Linked DNA regions of Homo sapiens: region 2 is linked to region 1. A link is an interaction called in ENCODE POLR2A ChIA-PET data of the cell type or tissue named here. Cell type or tissue: CD4-positive, alpha-beta T cell. All regions are shown on one strand. Links, peaks and the distances in the headings refer to the core of each region. The heading gives the core; the rest is flanking DNA.

Evidence for each region. Peaks named below come from ENCODE experiments on the same cell type or tissue, not always from the same donor. Only the 100,000 strongest peaks of a DNase experiment are listed, where the experiment ranks them.
Region 2: POLR2A ChIA-PET joins it to region 1 with 6 read pairs; 2 of 35 experiments call an interaction of 5 or more read pairs at or near these places.

Annotation. Positions count from the first base shown.
Region 1 is chr9:21,917,504-21,922,267 of GRCh38, reverse strand. It overlaps a transcript of MTAP not described here. Among named protein-coding and RNA genes, the nearest start is that of CDKN2A-AS1, 47 kb to the left of the region's middle. In CD4-positive, alpha-beta T cell, for the core only: no CTCF peak of the experiment used is centred there; a DNase peak (open chromatin) is centred at 2,427; H3K27ac peaks cover 1,244 bases.
Region 2 is chr9:20,662,684-20,667,447 of GRCh38, reverse strand. It overlaps a transcript of FOCAD not described here. Among named protein-coding and RNA genes, the nearest start is that of FOCAD, 19 kb to the left of the region's middle. In CD4-positive, alpha-beta T cell, for the core only: no CTCF peak of the experiment used is centred there; no DNase peak of the experiment used is centred there.

The sequences.
Region 1 (4,764 bases), core at 540-4,539:
CCAGCACTTGTGAGCGGCCACATGCACAGTGTATTTACTGAAGTTGTGTGCATGCTCACTTGAGGCGTTTTTCCCTTGCCAGTCAAGTGTTCCTAGAGGAACTGGTCATACACCAGTTAAACTCTGCCATTTTGCCTCTTAGTGCATGCTTGAGACTGCTTGCTCAGCTCCTTATTGGGAAGCTGTTGGCCACCGGCTTCAAGTGTTTTCCATATATTGGGAGACTGCCTTTCTCTGGCACTGACTGCAACCAATTATTATTTTAAAAAGACTGCTTAACAACTACCTGACCATCACCTAATGGTTGCCTGACATTACTGGTGGGGGATGGGCTTTTCTTCTGATGTTCATGTCTGCCTAACTACCTACTCCAACACTCCCACCTCAGCCTCCTGAGTAGTTGGGACTGCAGGCTTGTGCCACCATGCCTGGCTAATTGTTATTATTATGTTTATTTTTAATAGAGATGAGGTTTCCCTATGTTGTCCAGGCTGGTCTCAAACTCCTGAGCTCAAGCCATCTGCCCTCTTCAGCCTCACAAAGTGCTAGGATTACAGGTGTGAGCCACTGCTTCTGGCCAGAAGTCTTTAAGAGAGGCATATTTTGATTTATTGAGTCTCTTGTAAGGCTCTGCATGATAATCAAAATCTACATTCCATTGTTCTTGAGGAATTCAGAATTTCTTCTTTTCCAATCCACTTCATAAATGAACAGTTTTGTCTAGGTTAAAACTTTCTTACAATGACCACTGTATTTCTATATTATCTTTGAACTTCAAATTAACAACCTAATGATGCACCTCAGGGAGCTAGAAAAGAGAACAAAACAAAACCAAATTTAGTAGAAAGAAAGAAATAATAAAGATCAGAGCAGAAGTAAATGAAATTGAGAGTAAAAAATACAAAATATCAACAAAAAGGTTTTTTTGAAAAAATAAATTAACAAACCTTTACCTAAACTAAGAACAAAAGAGAAAAGACCCATGTAAATAAAATCAGAAACAAAAAGGGAGAGTTAACAAATGAGACCACAGAAATACAAAGAATCATTAAAAACAATTATGGACAACTTTTTCCAAAAGAAACCACAAGTTTCTTTTGGAAAATCTAAAAGACATTGATAAATTACTGAACACATACAACTTACTAAGATTGAATCATAAAGAAAAAAATAACTTGAACAAACAAGTAATGAGATCAAAGCTGTAATAAAAAGTCTCCCATTAAAGAAAAGCCTAGGACCTGATTGCATCAATGCTTAATTCTGTCAAACTTTTAAAGAAAAAACTCAAACTCTTCCAAAAAAAATGGGAGAAGTGGTAATACTTCCAAACTCTTTCTACAAGGTCAGCATTACCTTGATACCAAAATTGGACAAAGACACAGAAAAAAAGAGTGTTAGGCCAATATTTCTGGTGAACATAGTTGTAAAAATCCTCAACAAAATGCTAGCAAACCAAATTCAACAACACATTAAAAAGATCATTTAGCATGATCAAGTGGGATTTATCCAAGGGATAAATATTTCCAGATTAATACACAATTTCTGGCTTCCAAGGCATGTTTACCACTTAATAATTATTTAATCAAGTTTGACCATATTGTTTGCTCAGAAAGCCTGGATCATGCAGAAAGGTGAAAATATCCATAGAGAATTGTTTCCCAATAGCCCCTTTCGAGTGGGCTATTGGAAGGTAAGTGGATAATGGGTTTGCATAATTGCACTTTTTTGTTGGTAAAATCTGGGAAAATAAAAATTTTACAGTCTTTCCTTAAAGAAAGTCCTCCAAACTAAGTAAGTTTCAGGTCACATAAAACCTGAATTTGCCCATGCTCACAACTGTGCCTGCAATTGTTTATGGTTGAGGGAAAAAAACATGTTAAAAAAGCGTCACGCAGTGGCCAAGGAAAATCTCTTTTCATTGCTCTAATGGAATTACAGCTCTCCCTCCTGCTTATCTTACAGTCTTCTTAGGTGGGCACTGTTTATTTATACTCTCACAGCTCTCTCTGGTCATGGGCTAATTTTTTCTTGATCCTCATTGCTATGTTCAGAATATACTCCCTCCTTTCTAAAAGACACCAGCCACTCCCATTCTGTAATTCAACTCATTTCTCTATGATTTTCGCTCTTGAGCTTAGTCTCCTTATCTATAAATCTACTCTAGTCTAATTCCTTAACCCATTTCCTGTTTGCCCCAAGAATATTCTTGTTCTCTTGTCTCTAATCCTAATGTAATATCATATACATTTCTGTTACATTAGGATTAGAGACAAGTTCTGTTTAGAAATAACTCCATGAAGAATTTTTATATTTTATTTTCACATTGAAAAATCAGTCAGATTTGCTTCAGCCTCAAAGAGTGTGTTTACGTAAAATTCAGTGAGTGCTGGCAGCAAGCCACACTTTTTTTTTCTAAACAGGAAATGGGTTAATATACACGTTGATGAACATTCTCTGGCTTATTTCCTGTAAACCCGCTTCTCTGACTAACTTGTGCTCTTTGACCACCACCACTTTATTACTCCACCTTGACCTCTAAGCTATGATTCTATCACCTTGTCAGTGTATTTCACCCACTTTATGTCATCACTCCACTCCTTACCCAGCTAAAATGCTTATGGTCACATAGTCAATTATCAAAGGATAGTAATCATTCCTTTGCATACACCCTTGAACCTCACAGTGTTTTATACATGGCAAAACCAAAACCCTGGTTAAATCCAACTCTCTTGCTAGTCCACATCTGAACCCAGGGATCCAAAAGTGGTTTACAAATATCTTCTCTTAACCTCACTTCCACCTGCAAATTACCATCTGTTTTTTTGCTCCTTTTATAGAAAAAGAAAAAATGCAAGAGCCTTAAAGCAGAAGTCTAAATTTTTATGAATGAAGTTAAATTATTTTTTCAGAGTATCTTCAAAATAATCTGGTAAGGTAGGGACAGAGGGAGTGGGGAAGTAGATGAACAACATTGGCTATCAGTTAAAAACAATTGAATGTGGGTGATGGGTTTCATTTTTTGTTAATTCATATTTTTATATGCTTGAAATCTTCCCTGATAAAAATTTCAAGTGTCTGTAATTGCTGTCTCCAATTTCCTCTCTTTCAGCTACAAACCCACTAACCAAGATTTTACTTTAAACACTCTGCTGAAACTATTGTTCATCCTAGTCACAATAATATTTATATTGCTAAATTGAATGCTCAATTCTTAGTTCTCACTTTTTCCTATCAATAGTGTTTGATGGACCATCAAACTATGCTTTCCTATGTCACACCTTGGTGATCAATTTGTGCTTCCCTTTCTTCAAGTGGATTCTAGTACAGGTATCATTTTATTAGTCTGTTCTCACGCTGCTAATAAAGACACCCCCAAGACTGGGTAATTTATAAAGGGAAGAGTTAATTGACTCACAGTTCACATGGTTGAAGAGGCCTCACAATCATGGCAGAAGGCAAAGAGGAGCAAAGACACATCTTACCTGGCAGCAGGCAAAGAGGGCATGTGCAGGGGAACTCCCCTTTATAAAACCATCAGATCTTGTGAGATTTATTCACTATCACGAGAACAGCACGAGAAAGACCCACCTCCATGATTCAATTACCTGCCACCAGGTCCCTTCCATGACATGTGGGGATTATTGGGGCTAAAATACAAATGAGATTTGGGCGAGGATGCAGCGAAACCACATCAATCACAATTTTTTTTTAATTTCAATAGTTTTTGGGGGTACAGATGGTTTTTGGTTAAATGGGTAAGTTCTTTAGTGCTAATTTCTGAAATTTTAGTGTGCCTGTCACCCAAGCAGTTTATACTGTACCCAATATTCTCTTATCCCTTAACCCCTCCAAACCTCCCCCATCGAGCCCCCAAAGTCCATTAATCACTCTTTTTTTTTTTTTTTTTTTTTTTTTGAGACGGAGTCTCGTTCTGTCGCCCAGGCTGGAGTGCAGTGGCGGGATCTCTGCTCACTGCAAGCTCCGCCTCCCGGGTTCACGCCATTCTCCTGCCTCAGCCTCCCAAGTAGCTGGGACTACAGGCGCCCGCCACTACGCCCGGCTAATTTTTTGTATTTTTAGTAGAGACGGGGTTTCACCGTTTTAGCCGGGATGGTCTCGATCTCCTGACCTCGTGATCCGCCCGCCTCGGCCTCCCAAAGTGCTGGGATTACAGGCGGAGCCACCGCGCCCGGCCCATTAATCACTCTTATGCCTTTGCATCCTTATAGCTAAGTTCCACTTGTAAGTGAAAACATACAATATTGGGTTTTCCATTCCTGAGTTACTTCACTTACAATAATGACCTCCAGCTCTATCCAAGTTGCCGCAAAAGACATTATTATTGTTCCTTTTTATAGCTCAGTAGTATTCCATGGCATATACATATATACCATATTTTTATTATCAACTCGGTCGATGGGCACTTAGATTGGTTCCATATTCTTGCATTTGCTAATTGTGCTGCTATAAACATACATGTACATGTGTCTTTTTTATATGACTTCTTTTCCTTTGGGTAGATACTCAGTAGTGGGATTACTGGATTGAATGGTAGTTCTACTTTTAGTTCTTTAAGGAATCTGCATATTACTTTCTATAGTGGTGGTACTAATTTACATTCCCACTAGCAATGTAAAGATGTTCCCTTTGCACCACATCCATGCCAACATCTATTGCTTTTTGACTTTTTAATTATGGCCATTCCTGCAGGAGTAAGCTGGTAACTCTTTGTGGTTTAATTTGCATTTCCCTGATGATTAG
Region 2 (4,764 bases), core at 222-4,221, 1.3 Mb after region 1:
ATTCCCAATTATAAAATTATATGGCACAAACTTGTCCTCTTCCTTCTGGGTTAATGCATTTGTAGACTTTGCTTTAGCTTTAAGACTGCCAACAAGATTTATAAGTCCATTTCAATCTCAAATAAACGAGTGGATTATTTTTAGTTTTTTCCTAAAGTATATAGCCTTTGATTACTTATCAGAGTATTTTGAGTAGTGAAAATTTTAATTTTTAATTGATCAAGATGATAATATGAGACAAGCTATAACACGTGCATTTCACATGAGGATGATTTTAGTGACTTTATAAGATAGACAAAGAAAGAGAAACTAATTAGTGGTAGATTCGAAATTCGACTTAAATGTAATTATTAGTAGCTTCAGAGAACAATGGAGGAAACTGTGAAATTTGCCAAAATACAAAGTGACTTCAAATTTAAATCAATCGCTTTTTTCCTAATGAAAAGATGCAAAAGTAGTTTTTGTGGGTTTTTTTGTTTGTTTGTTTTTGCCAACTAGAATATTTCATATTTCAGGAATATCAAAGACATAGTCAAAAAATAATTTATGGATTTATTTACACATACATGTTTACAATTTCATATTGTCTAATATTGTAGAATGTTCCCCAATTGATGTGCTTTTCCCACTCATATACATTAAACAATTTTAATCAAACTCTTCGCAGACACCTCCAACATCAGTATTGTTGCCACCACTGGAACCACATTTTAAACCATCACCATAATTTTCTAGAAAACACCCTCTTCTCTTCCATCTAAATTGCCTAAGGTTAAGTATATAATAAATCCGTATAGAAGCTCTAATTGGAAACTTCATTCCAAATCATAAGTACCTATCTGAGTAAGAGTAAGACAGTTTTTGTTTGTTTGTTTGTTTTGAGATAGGGTCTCACTCTCACCCAGGCTTGAGTGCAGGGGAGTGATTTCGACTCACTGCAACCTCTGCCTCCTGGGCTCAATTGATCCTCCTGCCTCAGCCTCCCAAGTAGGTGGGACTACAAGCATGCACCACCACTTCCAGCTGTTTTCGTATTTTTTAGTAGAGATGGGATTTTGTCGTGTTGCCCAGGTTGGTCTCGAACTTCTGAGCTCAAGCAATCTTCCACCTCAGCCTCCCAAAGTGCTGGGATTACAGGGCAAGACACTGCACCCAGCCAGTTATTTTTTTATTCATGCTATATGTAATATTTATGGTCTTCACCAAATAATCACTTTATAGAATGCATAATAATATGGGTAAATAGTTTAAACAATGAGATAGTACTACAGAATTTTTAACAACAAATGAACAAACAAGCAAACAAAAGCCAGCAGTCTTCTGACCCATCCTTTCCCACACCTGATTCCAGATCTCTAGTGACAACCAGAGATAGAGATACAAAAATTAGCTGGGCGTGGTGGCGGGTGCCTGTTATCCCAGCTACTCGGGAGGCTGAGGCAGGAGAATCACTTGAACCTGGAAGGCGGAGGTTGCAGTGAGCTGAGACCACGCCATTGCACTCCAACCTCGGTGACAGAGCGAGACTCCGTCTAAAATATATATATATAATTATAAAATATATAATTTTTGTATTTTTAGTAGAGACAGGGTTTCACCATGTTGGCCAGGCTGGTCTCAAACTCCTGACCTCAGGCAATCCGCCTGTCTTGCCCTCCCAAAGTGCTGGGCTTACAGGCGTGAGCCACCGTGCCCAGCCATTAAAATAATATATTTCAATTATATTCTGGGTAACAAGAGATTAAAACCCGGGAAAAGCAAACATCCAAAGAACTTTTATTCCCTTTAAGAACTACTTTTCATTTTGTTCTCCTGCTTAGGCTTGTGCTGTCACACTTTTCACCAACATATTTACTCTTTTCCTTTTACTCTCATATTTCTAGAATCAAATAATTGTATAGACATATAAAAGGTGGATATGCACTTATTTGATCTTGTCCTGACACAATACAGACCACAATTCTGAGGAAGTGACTGAACTGAAATCACTAATCTTTTTATTATAGAATGAGATAAAGAGATGAATTAGCTGATTCGTCATTCATTAGTTACAAAAGATAAAGAGTTGGGCTTTATTGTCCTAAGCAGTGTAAATGTAGTATTTACATTTTCTGGGAGTCACTGCCTCCCAGAAAAGGCTTTGCAAATTAGAAGGTATTTATATTTTTCACTATCATCACTATCATACTCTTCTATAAGACTTGGAAACCTATACAATTATTCTAGGTCTTTAGATCTCTTGGGACTCAGTCTTAATAAAACTTCAAGCAAGGTTTTTCTTTTTCTTTAGCAGTCTCTAAGCCAGTAACTCTAGCTCTATTAAGCCATTAACAATCAACATGCCTACTTAATCTAGCAGAATACCCCCATACTGGAGTACTCTACCCTGGTTTATCATTTTCCTTTTTTAATTAAGTCAACTAATGTTACCACCAACTTATTCGTCATAAGGCAGAATACTAGTTTTATCATTTCTCTGTTTAAAAAAATGCAGTGTTTTCCACTATGTATAACATTTCAAAATACCAAAAACTGGTATTTTGAAAAATAGTTTTATTGAGGTAAATATGACATACATTAAACTTTATGTATTTAAAGTATACAATTTAATAAGCTTTGACACATGTATAAACTCTTGAAACCATCACCATTATTAAGATATCACCCTGGGCCGGGCACAATGGCTCACGCCTGTAATCCCAGCACATTGGGATGCTAAGTCAGGAGGATTGCTTGAGGCCAGGAGTTTGAAACCAGCCTGGTCAACAAAGCGAGACCTCATCTCCATGAGAAAAAAAAAAAAAAAGAAAGGAAAGAAAAGAAAAGAAAAGAAAAGAAATCACTCTGGCATTTGAAGCTCTCCACTATAAGGTTCCTTCTTTATGGGATTTATCTCTCCCTTCCTGCTTATTTGCCTTATTCCTCTTGAATATATTATAAACTTATAAACTCTTCAGAAAGACTGATGAAGCCCTACTTGTTTTTGGAGCCCTTAAAATGCTTAGTAGATAATATGCACTGAGAAATGAATAGCTCTTTCTAATTGAGGTCTGATTTGTTGAACCATTAAATAGAATCAGTATTAATTGAACTATTACTTTTTACCTCTTTTAATAAAGTAGGTGTTTCTATGGTCATACTAGATGTCAGATCACTTAGTCAATATGTCAGATCACTTAGTCAACCTTGTCTCACAAATAGATATAAATTTAATACTATAAACTATTTTTTATTTATATATGGGTCTAGAAATATAGAACTTTTTAAAAGGAAAACATATGTTATTTAAATATAGAACTTTTAAAATTAGATTTTCTGCAGAATCTTGAGGAGAAAACAGAGTTAATACATTCATTTCATTAATAATTAATAAAAACAACAATGCTGATATTTTCACTTCACTGTTGGAAAAGTGCTTTGAAATTTACTGTCTCAGTGGATCTCATTAAGACAAAATAACAACACAAAATAGGTAACTGGGAAAACAAGTTTAAAAGACATCATCCACTAGTGATTTACTTCATGACATTAATAAAGAATAGAAAGAAACATAATCCCTACATGTTTATTTGTTCAAGTATGAAGATTGGGAGAAAATATCATATAAAGTACACTTTGTAAGGATACTTGAGATGGTTTTTACAGAAAATGTGTTTTAGAGAAATGGAAAATGCAGAAGTCTGAAAAGGAAAGTCTTTCAGAAAATACTGTGATACGTGAAGCAGTCTCAGGCTTGAGGTTACGTATTGTTTTCCTCACACAAGAATTTTAAAAGCATTCTGGTACCATTATTGAAGTGGCAACTATATTGAATTCTTTGAAAAGAGGGCCCATGTCTTAGAATTGTTTTTGATGCATAGCATTTAATAAAATGTCTATTAAGTGATTAAGGATAGATGATAGATTGGAAGATTGCAAACATAGTCATAAACTGTGTGTATGTGTGTGTGTGTGTGTGTGTGTGTGTGTGTGTTCATGCACACATGCATACATGTAGTAGGTAATATGGACCGCTGATAGAAATATTTCGTTAAGGAAAAGAGTGCCTCTTAATTTTTTATATTATTTATTTGTTTGCTTGCTTGTTTTTTCAGACAGGGTCTTTCCCTGTCACTCAGGCTGGAGTGCAGTGCATGATCACAGCTCACTGTAACCTCAAACTCCTGAGCTCAGGAATACAGACATGTGCCACCATGTCTGACTAATTTTTTGTTTTTTATTTTTTTGTAGAGGCAGTCTCACTATGTTGCCCAGGCTGGTCTCAAACTCCTAACTTTAAGCAATCCTCCCACCTCAGCCTCTCAAAGAGCTGGGATTACAGGCATGAAGCTATCACACCCAGCCTAATTTAATTTGCAAACATAGCCACTGTTCCTTGATATTATCAGAAGTAAAAAACCTTTTGTTTTATAGTTTGTTTACTGAGAATAAGATACATTATAAGTGTTACTGTTAAAACTGTAACTTTAAAAGGTTATATTGAAATACATTAGACTCAAGACAACTGGATACAAATAATTTTCTATTATGTTATTTGAATTATTCCTTTAAGTTTAAATGTCTTGATTTTTCTATTAAGTATACTATGCATTGAAAACTAAATCTTTAGAATGTTATCAAAATATATTCCTGACTCTTCCAAAAGCAGGCTCTGAGCCAAAGTTTGGGTTGCAAGACGTTTATCAGGGATAAATATCTGGCTGGGTGCCGTGGCTCACGCCTGTAATCCTAGCACTTTGGGAGACCAAGGCAGGGAGCCCAGGT